Linked DNA regions of Mus musculus: region 1 is linked to region 2. The links are chromatin contacts, found by Hi-C or POLR2A ChIA-PET in ENCODE. All regions are on one chromosome and are shown on one strand. The core of a region is the stretch at or near the end of the contact, and the rest is flanking DNA. Distances in the headings are between cores, read along the strand shown.

What was found. A loop is a pair of places that touch in the nucleus more often than their neighbours do. ChIA-PET counts read pairs that join two places held with the same protein, here RNA polymerase II (POLR2A).
Region 1: a map of heart shows a loop between it and region 2 (2.2-fold over the local background). The contact joins the promoter of Flt1 here to the enhancer-like site in region 2. A Hi-C loop is called at or near these places in 3 of 37 maps with a recorded cell type or tissue (all heart). POLR2A ChIA-PET finds 5 or more read pairs at or near these places in 1 of 5 experiments (Patski).

The regions. Positions count from the first base shown.
Region 1 is chr5:147,724,561-147,727,429 of GRCm38, forward strand. Flt1 (FMS-like tyrosine kinase 1) reads right to left here and starts at 1,451. Exons shown (of 30, transcript NM_010228.4): 1 at 1,111-1,451. The coding sequence starts at 1,174.
Region 2 is chr5:147,644,006-147,646,705 of GRCm38, forward strand. Flt1 (FMS-like tyrosine kinase 1) reads right to left here. Exons shown (of 30, transcript NM_010228.4): 12 at 2,120-2,228. Among named protein-coding and RNA genes, the nearest start is that of Gm35383, 14 kb to the right of the region's middle. Within about 2 kb of position 1,391, at least 1 of the 3 ENCODE cell types and tissues checked has a DNase peak (open chromatin) inside an H3K27ac peak, as active enhancers do; it is heart, where a contact is called at or near this core.

The sequences.
Region 1 (2,869 bases), core at 201-2,700, 81 kb after region 2:
AACCTTGCTGCCTTTCTTTCTGGGGCCACTACTATTCTACCTGACTCTTTAGTCTCTATCTTCTTTCCCAACCACGCTGGTTTAAATAAAGACGCTCTGGTATGCGTCTCTGCGCAAAGGGACCTCCCGCCTGCAGACCTGGAGTTAGAGTTCCCGAGGTCCCTCCAGCTTTTTGACCCTTGGATGACGACGGTCTCCACATTAAATGCTCCTAAAATCTGCCGGCCCCTGATCGGTCGCCCCCCCCCCCCCGCCCCGCGCTTTTCATATCCTAGAGAACGCTGATTTAGGAGGTCGCAAACTTCACCTACTACTTAAACCACAGCTTTCAGTCTAAATTGTCAGGTGGTTTTGTTTTTTTGTTTTTTCTTCTAGATTCATAACCTAAAGGTAGGGCTTAAAATTCCAAAACTTGCTGCCGGGTCGCTTTGGGTCACTCACTCACTCCGAGGACCTGGACCGCACACCCGCCCCACACCGCGGAGGCCCCACCCGGGAGACGGCGCTCCGCGAACTGCTGGGAAGAAACCCTGCAGACTGTGCGTTCCCCAGCTTCCTCCGGACGGACCCAAGCGGGTACGGGAGTCAGAGCTGGCCCTTCTCTGGGCTCCATCTGCTCGCCGCGGGCACGGGACCCCTCCCAATTTCGTCCTCCTTTGCTCTGGTGGAGCGAGCTCATCGCTAACGACCCCACCTCTGTCCAGCCCCGGGCAGCCTCTCTGACATCTAGCTTGCTCCAACTAGCCCTTGAGGACTCTGCTGCAGCCTAGGAGCAGGCTCTGGATGCTGAAAGGTCCACCCGTGTGGTGATCTGCACTCCCAGAGTCTAAGGAGTGAGCGCCTACCCGGGAACCCGGTAGGGGACTAGCGGCTCCGGCTACACCCGGCAGGCACTCTGGCTCTGACCCCAGCGTGGAGCTAAGGAGAGTCTAAGCGGTGATGCCAACTTCCAGCGGCGCCCACTTGGGGGGTGGAGGGGAAGACGTGTGTCCCGAGGCGTACCCGCTGCTACAAGTGTCCCCGGCTCCCGCCGGAGCTCGCTTCCCCCGGACCACCCCGTGGCTGCCCATCCCCGCCGAACTCCAACTCATGGTCCCTGGCGCGCCTCACCTGTGAGAAGCAGACACCCGAGCAGCGCGTAAGGCAAGACCGCGGTGTCCCAGCAGCTGACCATGGTGAGCAAGACGCGGCCTGTTGGCCCGGTGCCCGCGCTCTCCGAGGCCGACGGCGCAGCCGCTCGAGCCGGTCCCCTCCTGCTTCTGCTTGGCGCCGCGAGAGCCCTTCTCCGCGCCTGCAGCCGAGGGGGGTGGTGTGGGGGGATCCTCGCCGTCCCGCGTCCGCTAGCCGCTGCGCTTGAGTCCCGGAGCCCGCTCCGAGCAGCAGCCACCACCACTAGCACTACCTCCCGGGAGTGTCCGCCACCGCGCTCCGAGCCTCTCAAGGACCTCGCTGAAGTGCAGCCGAGGGCGGGGGCGATTTATAACCTTTCCCCAGCCCACTTCCTACCCCGGCACCTCCTTCCAGTGACGTCAAGGGGTCCCCCACCCCTCATCCGCCTCCCCACCTACCCTCTTCTTCCTCCCGGAGGGGCGGGGGCCGGCGAGGGCGGGTAGCCCGGGGGCCAGAGCGCGCGTGCGGTGGCGCTAGGCGCGCGGGTCGCCGGACAGGTTCGCAGGTTCAGGGTCCTTGCTCTGTGCTCTGCTGCCCCAGCCCCTCCTGCCCATCGCTCTCAGGAAATCCTTACCCAGCTCCCTCCACCGAGCTTACTCAGCTCTGGTGACCGCCCGAAACTGAGGAGGGGACCGTCTAAGTGCACCGCCCTGCCCCCGGGGCGGGAAGTCTTATCCTAGGGAAGCTGGCCGCGCCTCCCGCGACGGTGTCCCTGGCACCGAGGAACGAGGCGCAGTCGAGCCCTCTCCCGAGCGGTCCCGCCGGTCCCTGACCCCGCCAGACTGTTGCCAGACAGCGAAGGAAGGCGCCAGAGACCCTCCGCTTAAGGCACTTGGACCCGGAGCGTCCGAGGGAACCGGACGCCTTGCCAGGCACCTTCGGAAAGAGCGCGGGGCCGCGCGGGTCCCAAGGGAGGGAGTCTGTGTCTTTTTCGGCTGCATTAATGCACCCGCCCAAGCCATTTCCTCAACCCTCTGCTTCCTAGAAGCAAAACAAGGAATAACATGTTACCTTAAAAAAAAAAAAAAAAAAAAAAAAAAAAGCCAAGGCGTGAGACACGCTCCTGCAACTTGTAAGGGCCAAGAACTTGAACTCTAGGTCTGAAACGCTGGATGGAAAACAAATCTTTTTGGTGGAAGCCGGCTAGCCAAGATGACTGACTCGAATGTTCTTGGAACAAAAAACGGGTGAAATTAACTTGAGACACTAGATCATTTACGATGACACTAATTCCACGTTGTTCCTCAATTATGCATCCATTAACTGGAAGGCTGAAGTCGTCCCGGCCTCCCCGGAGCAGCCCAGTCTTGTCCCTGTAAATACTGCAGGTTTGAAAAATAGCCTCAATAGAACCTGCCAGATACCCGTGATAAAATGGCTCCTAAATGGGACCAGAGGCTTTTCCTGAAGGACTAGACTAAACCTCCGGTAGGGAAGGTTGCGCAACCTGAGTTGCCTCATTCCTAAGAGAGTCTGGGCCACCACCACCCGCAGCTCTACTAGGGCACCGGGAGCCTCTGAGCCAGGGCAAGTGAGATTCCTTTTCTCCTTCATGGTCTAGCAGAAGGGAAAGACCGCTGTGAGCCTAAGCTCACCTGCGGACTTCCCCAGCCAATTCTGATTTCTCTACAAGCTTCCACTAGGGTCAGTATTCCTGCCCTCTGCCTCCGGCGCCTCAAATTGCTCTCCAATCAGGAAT
Region 2 (2,700 bases), core at 141-2,640:
CTGCCTCTGCCAGAGGGCTGGCAGGCATCCCTAGTCAATATAAGAAATGGCTGAAGAGCTGTGGAGGGAAGGGTCCGGGAGCAGATGTGGGCATGGCTCTCACTCACAGGGATGGAGTGAGAGGCATGGCAGGTACTGTTGCTCTTGGCTCAGCAGCCCTGAGAGGCCCCAGGACTCTAAGCCTAGCCTGGCCTTGAGGTCCTGATGTAGGCACAGTTGTCCACAAGAAGTTGGAACATCTGTAAAGGTTTGTGGGATGGTTTTAGATGAGTCTCGGGGGGGCTAAAGAGTTTGTGGGCGGCTGCTGGTGCTTTCCTTTAGCTCGGAACACGTAGAGGAAGCCTAGCCTCTTCCCTCTATCTGTTCATGCCCGCCCCCACACCCACAGCTCAGTACCCTCCAGTTCTCCCCCTCAGAGGCTTAGAGCTGACACGCAGCTTTGGAGTACTGATCAGTGGTCTATGTGACTGAAGGCCTGAATTTTATTTCATTTATTTTAAATTGATTAAAATTTGAGCAGGGGTGGGGTGTATGTGTGTGTTGTTTTATTTCTCTGATGAATACAGGGCTATGGGCATAGCTCAGTGGTAAAACATCTGCATCACGTCTGGAGTTCAATCGCCAGGAAAATAACCCCCTAAATGTTGACTACATATTAAAAATGTAATATAGTATTTTAGATATACTGCTTAAACAAAATGTTATTCTTTCTTCCTTTTTTGTTTTATTTTTATTTATTTGTTTTGTTGTTTGTTTTTTGTTTTGTTTTTTTAAGACAGGGTTTCTCATTTTAGCCCTGGCTGTCCTGGACCAGGTTGGCCTAAGACTCATATATCCTGCCTGCCTCTGTTTCCCAAGTGCTGGGATTAAAGGCGTATACCACCAATACTTAGCAATAGTTTGTTGCTACTTCAGAACTGTCATTTTGCTACTGCTATGGATTGCAAAATGTTTCCCGATGGTCTTAGGTGACCCCTATGAAAGGGTGGAGCGACCTCCCCATGCAGGTTGAGAACTGCGGGTTTACTCCAAAGCTCCTGGATTTACTCCTAGACTAATCTTAGTGAAATCTTTGTGAGCATCCTTCCCCAGCAAAGGCCTTTGCTACTGGGAGCGGATATAAGAGGAACACTGTCTTCTGCTCTTGTAAGGTGGGAAGGTGAGGACCAGTCCTCGGTCAAGGGGGCTTTGCTGTGGTGTTCTCCCCTCTCCAGAGAATGCAGGGCACTGTCCAGGTCCAACCTGTGAGAATGACCTTCAGGACGGCTCCACGGCCCAGACTCTTTAGGGTTTGGCTGCAGGCTCCCATCATCGGAAAACGCAAACGCCTTATGAACTCAGGGCTGCCTATTTCTTTCTGGAGACTTCTAGGCACTGTCAGCAGCCTGCTCCGTGCAGTGTGAAGTTTCCAGAGGGTTGGCAGGCTGCCCAGGTTCCCTCAGAAACTGGGGAGGCGTGGAGCCAGGCAATTGTTTTTAGACTTTGAGCAACTTATTTCCTTCCTGGACTCACCGAGGGACATAAGGAGCGCCACTTGAGTACTTTGCAGGTTTAAAGATTTGTAGAGACCATCAGGGTTTAAAGTTAAAAATTCTTAAATGCTCAAAAAAAAATAGCCCATTAATTATGAGGAACAAAGCCCACTTTCAGATTTTGACAGGGGAGTCTGAGTCTCCCAAAGGGCTAAATTACTTCAACTATGCATTTCTAAGTAAAACAAACAATCAAACAAAAAACCCACAACCTCCTTCCCCAAACCAAAAAACAAACAATCAAAAAACCCGTCTAATATCATAGGGGTTGGAAGTGAACTATGTACCAGACCCAGAGGTAGGTCTTGAGGGGGGTCCAAGAGTGAGGATATAAGATCCCAAATTTAGAACCCAGTCTGGGAAAGAGACACAGACACAATTGAGAGAATTCCGGGAAGTGGCTCTTTAGAGAAGCTAAAGATGTTGTGGAATTCTATCCGAGAGCAAGGATGGAGGTCCTCACAGTGTGACAAGTCTATGTTTAAAAAAAAGGGGGGGGGAATCACCAAGGGCGTTAAAAGCAAAGAGAAAAAGAAGAAAGACTGAGGTCACCCAACTTCCCTGTAGGTGAAGTCCCGATAGCTTACCTGTGACATAAAATTTTATGTTTCTTTCCACAGTCCCTATTTTATTGAAGGCCCGGCAGCTGTAGATTCCAGGGGTCTGAGAGTCAGCCACCACCAATGTGCTAACCGTCTGCAAAAGACACAAAGTTCAGCTGGGACAGAGATCGATAGGAACGGCCCTGAGCGAGCGGCTAAGGGTTGGAGTGATTCAGATGTTCCATTCACATAGAGGGTATGGCAGGGGTGGTAGCCACCAGCAAGCTCTCTGCTTTGGAGCCCCACTACGAATAGAAAAATAACAGGAAAACAGGTCCTCAGGAGACCGGAGCCCATGACATCCGACCTACGAGGGTTTTCGGGGCTTATCTCGGTATGTGGCCACAACAATCACAGACCTGAAGCCGGGGTGTGGAACTGCACGTCCCACCCCACGAGGTGGTCAGGCCATGTCTGTGAGAGGAACAGGTGAGGCCCAGGCCTTTCCTGGTGTGGGTGACCTGAGAGCATGGGTGCCAACTGGTCACAGGAGGCATCTATGATGGGCATGAGAATCAAGCAAGGAGAGAAGAGAAGGCGGAGAAGCCAGTTCTCATTTGTGCTCA